2 separate regions of the Mus musculus genome follow, and region 2 is linked to region 1. Evidence: chromatin contacts called from ENCODE Hi-C or POLR2A ChIA-PET data. All regions are on one chromosome and are shown on one strand. Each heading gives the region's core, a stretch centred on a gene start or an enhancer-like site at or near the end of the contact. The rest is flanking DNA. Distances are from core to core; before and after follow the strand shown.

Region 1 (4,954 bases), core at 1,249-3,748:
GAAGAAGAAGAAGAAGAAGAAGAAGAAGAAGAAGAAGAAGAAGAATGAAAACAAAACAAGCTGGGCGTGGTGGTGCACGCCTTTAATCCCTGCACTCCCAGCACTCAGGAGGCAGAGGCAGGCGGATTTCTGAGTTCGAGGCCAGCCTGATCTACAGAGTGAGTTCCAGGACAGCCAGGGCTACACAGAGAAACCCTGTCTTGAAACAAACAAACAAACAAACAAAAACACACAACAAACAAACAAACAAACAAGAAAAACAACAACAAAAAAGAAAAACAAAACAAAATCAAACAAACAAAAAAACCCCAAATATAAATAATCCCTAACAACTTCATACTAAGTGAAAAGGTCTGTCAGCATTTTCTGGCCTCTGCTCATCTTCCTGTTTCCCTCATCGTAGACACCTGAAGCATCCTGCCACCTCCTTCCTCAATCTCATTACCATGGCTGTTTGATTTTGTTTGTCTCTCCTGTCTCTGCATTAACCCATTGGTTCCTTAAGTGATCTGTGCGTATATTGCTCATTTCCACTGACAGAGTTCAAGGGCAAATCTATCTTCACCTCTGAGTCTTTAAGGTCTAACATGGTACCTGGTCCAAACGATGCAGTTAGCAATTTTTTGTTTTTAAGTGAAAGAACAAATAGATCAAGCAATAACCACCTCGATTCTAAGGATCAAATTACGACTACGGTGCTATACCAGAGGAAATATTTCTTGGGAATTTTGGCCAAGGCAGAATTATCTTTGGTTTCTAATGGGCTAATTCCAGTCCAGTGATGTGAAGGAAGAATTTCAGATGCAGAAACTCAGGGTGCAATTATGTAGATTCCCTTTTTTACTATTTTGAATATTTACTAAGAGAACAACAACAACAACACCCCCACACAATTGCTTTTGAATATAAGGCAAGCATGTGAAAATGTTTGGTATAAAAGTAGGTCATGTGTAACATATATTTTTCTTTAACTTACAAAGAACTCTGAAATGATGCTAGCTCCTAACATATTATAAAATTGCCTGAATTAGACATATATTAAAAAAATCATTAACTGCTGTTCAAAAGTACACACTCATTCTTGAAGGGAAGTATAAATATGGACATTTTTATAGGGTAAACAAGTGTTGAAGTCTTTGTAGAGGATAATTATTGTTAACCTATAGTTCTGGTAATTTTGGAGACACAGGAGAACTCCGGTTGATATATATGAACCTTATGAGCTGTAGAAAACACATCCAGCTGTGTCCGACAAAGTTCTAGACAGAAGGGCAGGAAGTATCTTCAAGGAAAGGCGCATCAATCAGAAAAGATACGATTCAGAAGTCCTTAGTAGATAATGAGATTTAAAATATATCGTGCACTTCCTGGTGATAAGAACAGAAAAACAAAACATAACAACAACAACAACAAAAAACCCCAACCTTCACCCTACTGGCCTTTTATACCGTTAACCTTTTCTTGGTTAGGGTGTCCACATCCGGACCCTACTGTCTTCTTTCAGTTCTCTCAGTATTTTCCTCTGCCACTTAAGTCTGCTTTTACTTTAAGCTTCTATCCCTACTTGTGGAAAGAAATGGGCCAGGATCACTTTAGTTTGTCTACACATTCAGTTGTTCCTAACTGGGGAAGAAGAAAGTAAAAAGATTTACAGAAACTGGGCCAACCTCTTTGGCCTGCCTCCTTCAAGCAACAGAATCTAACTCACTGCAACAGTATCTCTTTCTGGGTCCTATAACTTAGCATTGACTCTTTCACAACACAGTTTTATTGTAACCATTTTAGTTCCCCCCTCCACCCTCCCCCCCCAGCCTAGAGCCAACAGTGTAATAACATTTAAAAACACTGTGGTTGAAATCAAAGCTTTGTGCGTGGGTGATTACTGCACTGGCCACGCATATCCAGTCACAGAACAGAAGAAAATTGCAGCAATCGACCGAGGTATTTCTTTGTGGGTCATCTGAAGCACTGTACTGAGGCAGGCATCCTGTGTACAGTAGCGCCTGGAATACTTCAAGCAGAGTTTTATTGTTGCGAGGGGACAGTGAGGGGCTGATTTGTGGCGATCGGTTCCTCACCAATCGCGATGGTCAGACACTGTTCAGCGTTCTGTCCACGGACAGGGTCTCCCTTGCTCTCCAGCCGCGTTTGAAGCCACGCTTGAAGTTTCCTGGGAATACCCCCCAGCCCCGCCCAGACCACGCCCCAGTCATAAGCCCCACCCCCAGGCAAGGCTCCGCCCCGCATGCCGCCGTCGCCGCCACCGCCGGCAGGGGTCGCGCTGCCCCAGGCGAGCCGTGCAGGCGGGGGTGGGGAAGCTCCCGCAGCCGGTCGCTTTTCTCCGCCGCCGCTGGTTGGATCGTTTCAATAAAAGTCTTTTTTTTTTTTTTTTCCTTTTTTCTTTTCTTTTTTTTTTTCTAACCCCCGCTCTCGCTCGCTCCGGGGAACAGGCGGAGGCGTCAAGCCGCAGCCTCCGAGCGAGAGAAAGCAACGCGCACTCAGACGAACGAGAGCGGCGGCTGCGGTCTACCCAGCGCCCGGCAGTCCGGCAGCCCGCGCCCCGCCGCCTCGCTCCGCCCCGGCTCGGTGGCCGGGAGTACTGGGCCGTCCGCGAGGCTCCGCGGCCCGGGAGCCATGTTGAGCGGGGGGCTCTGCCACGCGTGAGGCGGCCGGCGGCCCTCGCGGAGCGGAAGGCGCGAGGTTGGGGGGTGGGGGGAGGCCTGAGCCTGAGGCGCCTCGGCGCGTCCGCCACCACCGGACCTGCATCCGCTCGCTCGCTCTGCGCGCCCGCCGGTCCGGAGCCCGCGGTCCCCGCACTTGCTGGTGAGTTGGCAGCGGGGCTGGGCAGGGATCGTGACGCCTGTCAGCGGGCGGCTCGAGTGGGGATCTTGTCGGTCGCATGTCCACGCGCGGCGTGGGCTGCGGGAGTGCGGAGCTGGTTGGGGGACCTGGGGGGAGGGGCTCCATGCGCCGCCGCTGAGAGTTCGCAGCCGATCGAGGCTTCCTGGGGAGGCTGCTGGCCCCGTGGGGCGCCGGGAGGGGAAGAGGCGGAAAGTCCCCCCGAGACACAAAGGTCCCCGGGGCCGGGGTGGAGGCGCGGGCGCGGGGCGGCGGGAGTGGGCGAGGACGCGGCGCTGCGGGCTCCTTGGAGACGCGGGAGGCTGCGCGCGGGTGGGTGGGCAGCTCCGCGGGGGAGGAGCCCTCTCGTGGGGGAGCGGGTCGACACAAAGCTCCGGGCAGCCCTCTTGCTGGCGGGTCACACCCCTGAGTGTCGCTCCAACCGGAGGCGGAGGGACTGTGGGAAACCCAGAGAACCCGGGAAGAGGGGGTTGTGTGTGTGTGTGTTCCACCGTTGTCTTAGCCGCAGTTGCTTTTCTCGGTGTTTTTGTCCGGTTGCTTCTGCTCCCCATCTCAGCTGGGTGGCCCCAGTTTTCTTCCCCACATCACCCCCACGCTGCCACCTCGCCGTCCCCTGTGGTTCCCCACTCATTCTCTCCCCTACTTTTCACCCACTCCTTCTGGGGTAAGCGGTATTTTGCCTTCAGCTAGGGGAACGTTTGCTAATGACAGGATGCCTGACTTGGTCTGACCCTGAACTGCCTTGAACTCTTCTCTTTTTTTTTTTTTTCCTCCCACCCTTTCCTTTCTGGGATCTTCTGTGTCACATGGCCATTAACAATTAGCTTTTCTTCTTCAAAAATGGCAAAAGCCTTTAGCTGAAATCCGTGGCGCCTTTCCCTTATGTTAATGTGGCCATCGAAGACGACGCATCAGTGGCCCTGTTTTATCGCCTCCTGAGCCAAATTGATTCTCTAGACACAAGTCACAAATTTTGTTTTGCGTCTTGGCCATTCCTTGGGCCAGCAAAGTGTATTTCTGGTAGCAGAGCTTCTGTCACGTCACAGGCAATGCTTGACTAAGGGAGACAGCTCTTGCCTCCCAACTTTGCTGTTTGTTTTTTCCTAATCCTTTGTTGGGTTTCTTTTTAACTGCATTTGTGCAAGACTATCAAAGTAATGGATTTGAGTGACTTGGAAATTGACGTTGTTAACCACGGAACAGAAGACGACCTCTGATCAGTTGAATTGACCTAAACCTTTGAATCAAGAAACATGTGTAAACTAAATTTAAGGAGGAAAAAAAAATTGCTAGTGGGAATGTTAATTGGTTTTATTTTGTTCTCTTGTGAACACCAGGAATTGGCTTATGTATTAAATGTGGTGTCACCTGGTTAATGAAGTCATTTCAGTTTTTTTTTTTTGTTCTTTTAACATCTGCATAATTCCATAAACAGCGGGTTTAAACAAAAGAAAACAATATGACTAAGGACGTCTTTCATTTTAATTTTTATTTCTAATGTTGTGAGTGAACACAGGAATGTGAAGAGCGCTGTTCTTTTATCTGGCGAGCCATCTCCTAGGCCAGAAGCATTAACTCTTTGAATGCTGCTCGTCAAAGATCTGTTGCAGAGCCTTTGAATTGAAGCTGCTTTAAAATTCCAATGCAAGGGCTGGTGCGATGGCTCAGTGGGTAGGAGCGCCCGACTGCTCTTCCAAAGGTCCAGAGTTCAAATCCCAGCAACCACATGGTGGCTCACAACCATCCGTAACAAGATCTGACTCCCTCTTCCGGTGTGTCTGAAGACAGCTACAGTGTACTTGCATATAATAAATAAATAAATCTTTACAAAAAAAAAAAAAATTCCAATGCAAGTGCCAGCAAGATGGCTCAGTTGGTACGGGTGCCCGTCTCAGGGCCTGAGTTCAATCCTGGGAACACATGCAAAGACGGAGGCAAGAACAGCACAACGTTGTCCTCTGATTTCCACATGCATACACCACACACATCACGAACATCATCACCACCACCACCAACAACAATTGATTCATAATAAATAATAACAACAATAATATGTATTTTAAAGTTCTTATGCAAACATAGGAGTTTCAACTAT
Region 2 (4,954 bases), core at 1,534-4,033, 430 kb after region 1:
CTATGAAAAACAATATGACATCTACTCAAAAACAACGAACCAGTAATCCGACTTGTGTATATACTCCAAAGAGTTAAAAGTAGACTTGGAAAAATGCTTGTTTGAGGCTGGAGAGTTGGCCAGAGGTTAAGAGCACTGGCAGCTTTTCCAGAAGACCTGGGTTCAATTCCCAGCATCCGCATGGTGCCCACGGCATCCATAACTGCAGTTCTAGAGTGCTGACGGATGCCCTTGTCTGACTTTGATGGGCAGCAGGCATATACATAGTACACTGACAAGACATCCATAAAATAAAATTAAAAACTAGAAATCAAAATGAATGAACAGGTTGAGAATGTAGCTTAGTGGCAGACTGCTGGTCAGCATGTACAGAGGTCTGGGCTTGATCCCTACAAGAAACTGGACAGATGGGGCTGGAGAGATGGCTCAGCAGTTAAGAGTGACTGTTCTTCCAGAGACCCTGTGTTCAATTCCCAGCAACCACACGGTAGCTCACAACTATTTGTAATGGAATCCAATTCCCTCTTCTGGTGTGTCTTAAGAAAGTGACAGTGTACTCACATAAAATAATGTTTTAAAAAAACCAAACAAACATAATAGACTGTAAAAATGCGTTATAGCTATATAACGGGATATTATTCAGTCCTGAAAAGCAGTAACTTCTATCAATGAATCCTGAAGCTATAATCAAACCAGACAAAAGGACAAAAAGCCTACCCCAGGGCATTTATGGGGCTTTGTTCCAGGGCCTCTAGGACCAAGGGTGTTGGAGCTCCTTGTTTCAAATAGCTGAGCATCTGCATAGAACCTAATGTCCTTCTAATTTCTAGACTGATCATAGCCTAGTACAGTGGAGAAAGCAAAAGGACTGTGTACCTCGAACATAAGATATAATTTCTCTTAAGAATTTTTGATCTGAAGTTAGCTGAATTTATAATACATTCCACTTACATGAGAGACAGTCCCACTCTTAATCATAGGGCTGGATTACAGGTGGATTACAGGTGGTAACAGAACTATTTAATGGGTACAGAGTTCCATTTGAGTACTAATGCCACTGCATCATAGTGCTAATCGCCTATACAGACACGTCTTAGAAAAAGACAGGCTGAATCATTGTTTTCTGTAATAAACTAGTTTTCCCTTCTGCTTTAGAGACCAAATGTCAAAGCTCTGTGTTCTGGTGTAAGTACTCCTAAGAACATCATGGTTCAACCTCCTCCCTGGTTCATACTTTAATCTCGACTCCACTTTCTATTGTCAATCTGTGCGCATTCCCACCAGTCTCAGTAAACCTTTGAGGAGTAAGGTGACACAGTAGAAACCTGGTTTCCTGCTCCTCACCCATGCTCCTCCTCCTCAGCATACCTGCATGTTCATGTAGCCATCCACGGAGACCAGGTAGCCCTTGTACTCCATGCCCCACTTAAGTTTCACCATCACTGGCTTCCCTGTCAGCCCATTGAGAAAGGGCTTGGGGTTGAGGGGTAGACTCTGTATAAAAACCAAAGGCAGCACTCAATAATTTTTGCTTACCTCAGCTTCCACCACCCACTCTCTACTGAGACACCAGTCAAGACTTTATGACACAGGGTAAACTCCGATCCACCATCACTTTATAATTTGCTGGAGGGTGTCTGAGAGAAATTTAAGTACCCATTTAGCCAACTTCATAGTCCACTGACAGAAACGAAAATATGAATTATGCAATTAAATGTCGAATGACAGATGGGAGTGGGGCAAGTGTGTAACACAATGACAGGGCACTGCCCTAGGATACTTAGGTCACTAGTTCCATTTTGAGCACTGCCGAATGGACAAAAGCCCCAAATACCTACATTATCCAAGCTCTAAAGGAATCAAAATAAAGGTACAGGGTGGTCTCTGCAGACATTAAAAAAAAAAAAAAAGCTCAATATCGTCAGTGAGAGGGCCTCTTAATGCTAAATCAAGAAGTATTATTCCCTTTAAATTCATAACCACCCCCATACTCCATTCCACTCACACACCATCCCAAAGAATCTTGGAGAGCACAGGGTCTAAATGAGTAGCCAATTTACGCTGCCTATAATTTATCATCCACAAACCACTTATCAAGTCATGTACTATTGTGACTTAAAAGAATGCTCCAATGGTCTCTAACTGCACTTGACAGAGCCTCATATTTCCTAGGAGGCGTTAAGGTCCCAGGCTGTATTTTAAAACCATCATTCTTGCAAGCAGCGGTCAATTCTTGTCAATTCCAACTGGTCAAACCTACTTTCTACTTGGAACTCGCGCAAGAAATACTCTTCCACCTGCTCTGTGACCTGGATGTCTGGTTATTTGACACCTTCTGGAGAAGAGCGCTCCTCCACTGCGTTATAACTAGGCAGTGCACCTCTCAGAGCATCCTATCAGCTCCCTGCTTAACAATCACCGCTACTTGTAATTGCTTATTTTGTTGTTATTATTTGACGGCTGCCTACCTCCCACTCCTAAGAAAACGCAGAGTCTACCTTACCACCCCATCTTCCTGGCGCCTAAGATCAGTATTAAATGAGTGGAAGGGTAGCCGGGGTTTTCTGCGCCAGAGGACAATCTGCTAAAATTGTCAACAGCAAGGAATAAATGGCGCACTGCGGAGCGTGCTAGGTAGAAATGGAAAACTCGCTTCGGTTTACCCCTACCCTGTGAGCCCAAACTAGGCTACACCTCAGGCTCCGGGACAAACAACACGCGGAAAGGTGGCTGGGGATCTCGGGGAGGGGAAGGGCTTCCGCGCGCGCGCCGCCAAGGCCTCCGACGTCGGGAGCAGGAGCGAGCGGCCAGCCGCGCGGCGCCTCGTGGGGATGAATGGGAGGCGCAGGGGGCGGCGGGCCCCGCGAGGCCGCCCGTCCTCCAGCCCCCGCGGCGCTCATCGTCCTTACCATCGCGACCACCGGCGAGCGCTGCACCCCGCTAGCCGCCGACTCCGCCGCTGCCCGCCCCTCGTGACCGGAGCGGCTGCCGCTACAACCAAGCGACCCGCGCTAAGAGAAATGGCCGACAAAAGCGGCCTGACCTTTCACCTCACGCCGCGTTGTCTCGGCTTCTGTGATTGGCCACCAAAGACGTGTTTACTGATTGGAGGGGATGGCGGTACTGTTTCCTAGCAACCAGGTAAGCGTGTGTTTGTGTCCACTGCTCAAGTTCGAAGTGGGAACGATTGAGCGACCCCAATGTCTTTGCTTCGGGACAAGGGGAAGCTAAGTGCCCTGGCGAACGGACTTGGTTTCTTTAGCTAAAGAAGGTTTAGTCTGTCCTTCAGCTGAAAGAACGAGATCGGGTTCTGGAGGTCATCCTCCCATAGATCCAGCACTTGGGGAACACCTCTGGCACGGCCCCCCTTTTATGGGACTGTTCTTTATTACAGAATGTCCGTCCACTTGCGGGTTTTTAAAGGAAGCTGGGGTAGCAAGACTACGTGAGTGCTAGTGAAAAGCACTCAAGTGGGGCTTTACAACAGTTGAAACCAGGTCAAGTTAAGTCTCGGATAATGTGGTGGCCTCTTGTCGTTCTGATGTCTAAGCATTCCCAGAACCAGAGGCCAAAGGAGGTCCGTTTACGTGTGTTTGTGAATAGGATGTGGGGAATTATTGACGCTACCACAGGTTAATCGCTCTGATGGAAAGTTATCGATCAGAACCCCGTTTAATTTCCCCATAATCTCAACATTTCAGTATCGCTTCACCTGTGATATGAAACCCGTGTAAAAAGAGTACTTTTTTCTTTTTCGGGAGATCTAACCCTATATGAACCTGAACGGTTTTTTGTTTGTTTGTTTGTTTTGTTTTTTTGGCATGGATTCCCCAAATAACTCGAGATTCGAGATTGGCCCAGGCCTAAGCCTAAAGACTGTCGTTTATATTATTAAAGTATGCCAACACATTCTGGGGGTGTTGGCTCAATGGAGAAGAGCGCTTTTCGCACGTGAAAAGACCTGGGTTCGAATCCCATCCCCACATGGTGGTGACTCACAACCATCCAAAGTTTCATGTGCCGGGGACCCATCTCTCTCTTTTGACTTCTGTGGGTGCCAGGCCCTCCCGCGGTGCACATGCGCACATGCAGACAAAACATGATAAAGAAAATTTTAAAAATGATGCTGCTAATCTCAGATACATTTTGATCAGACCGAAATCTTAGCTCGGATTTTTTTCCCATGGTAATGGAAGAATAATTACTGTTCCTGACACTCAAATATGCTCTACTTATTCAGTCAGCATTGACAAATTTATAAATCTTAAACTCACAATCCTGGGGATACCTAGTCCAACTTCTAATTTAATACTGTAGGTGATGAAATACTGGGAATTAGACTCAGACAGATTCATGTTAGTATTTTTCTCCTTGTATTGAGCTGTCTTCCGTATTCTGCAAAGGACCAAGAGTAAAATGCACAAGGAGAGATACGTAATAAAACCAAGACAGACAGAATATTTGTCTCCCAGGTTATGGGAGAAACCAAAGTTACAAGACTGGGGGATGTACCAGTTACAAGTTTCAAATTTTCTACAATATTTCTACAAGTCCAAGCACCCAGAAGAAGCAGTGTTTCAGGTCCTCTGACCTGTAGTTCCTCAACTTCTAAGCCCCATCATCTTTAGAAAACAGACTCTAAAGCACAGATCTCAACCTGTAGGTCACCACCCCTGGGGGGCAGGGGGGTTGAGTAGCCCTTTCCCAGGGGTCATGTATCAGATATACTGCGTATGAGATATTCATAATAGCAAGATTTCAGCTATGGGGTGAGCAACAAAAATAATTTTATGGCTGGGGGTCTCCACAACATGAGGAACTGTCTTAAAGGGTCACAAGCAATTTGGAAGGTTGAGAACCACTACTCTAAAGAACGATTTAAATGAGAACACTTTATGGGCAGACAGAATCTCGGGGTGGTGAATGAGGCATAAAGACAAGGGAGACGAAGGAG

Evidence for each region. Hi-C counts contacts between places; a loop is a spot of excess contacts on that map. ChIA-PET counts read pairs that join two places held with the same protein, here RNA polymerase II (POLR2A).
Region 2: a loop to region 1 is called in a map of v-Abl transformed pro-B cells, with 2.5 times the contacts of the local background. The contact joins the promoter of 4933408J17Rik here to the promoter of Cdk17 in region 1. A Hi-C loop is called at or near these places in 1 of 37 maps with a recorded cell type or tissue (v-Abl transformed pro-B cells). POLR2A ChIA-PET finds 5 or more read pairs at or near these places in 1 of 5 experiments (Patski).

Annotation. Positions count from the first base shown.
Region 1 is chr10:93,158,378-93,163,331 of GRCm38, forward strand. Cdk17 (cyclin-dependent kinase 17) reads left to right here and starts at 2,499. Exons shown (of 17, transcript NM_146239.2): 1 at 2,499-2,823. Mir1931 (microRNA 1931) reads left to right here and starts at 4,408; the gene lies at 4,408-4,526.
Region 2 is chr10:93,586,630-93,591,583 of GRCm38, forward strand. 4933408J17Rik (RIKEN cDNA 4933408J17 gene) reads left to right here and starts at 2,784. Exons shown (of 4, transcript NR_045810.1): 1 at 2,784-3,141. Snrpf (small nuclear ribonucleoprotein polypeptide F) reads right to left here and starts at 3,029. Exons shown (of 4, transcript NM_027246.1): 1 at 2,910-3,029; 2 at 1,369-1,494. The coding sequence starts at 2,912.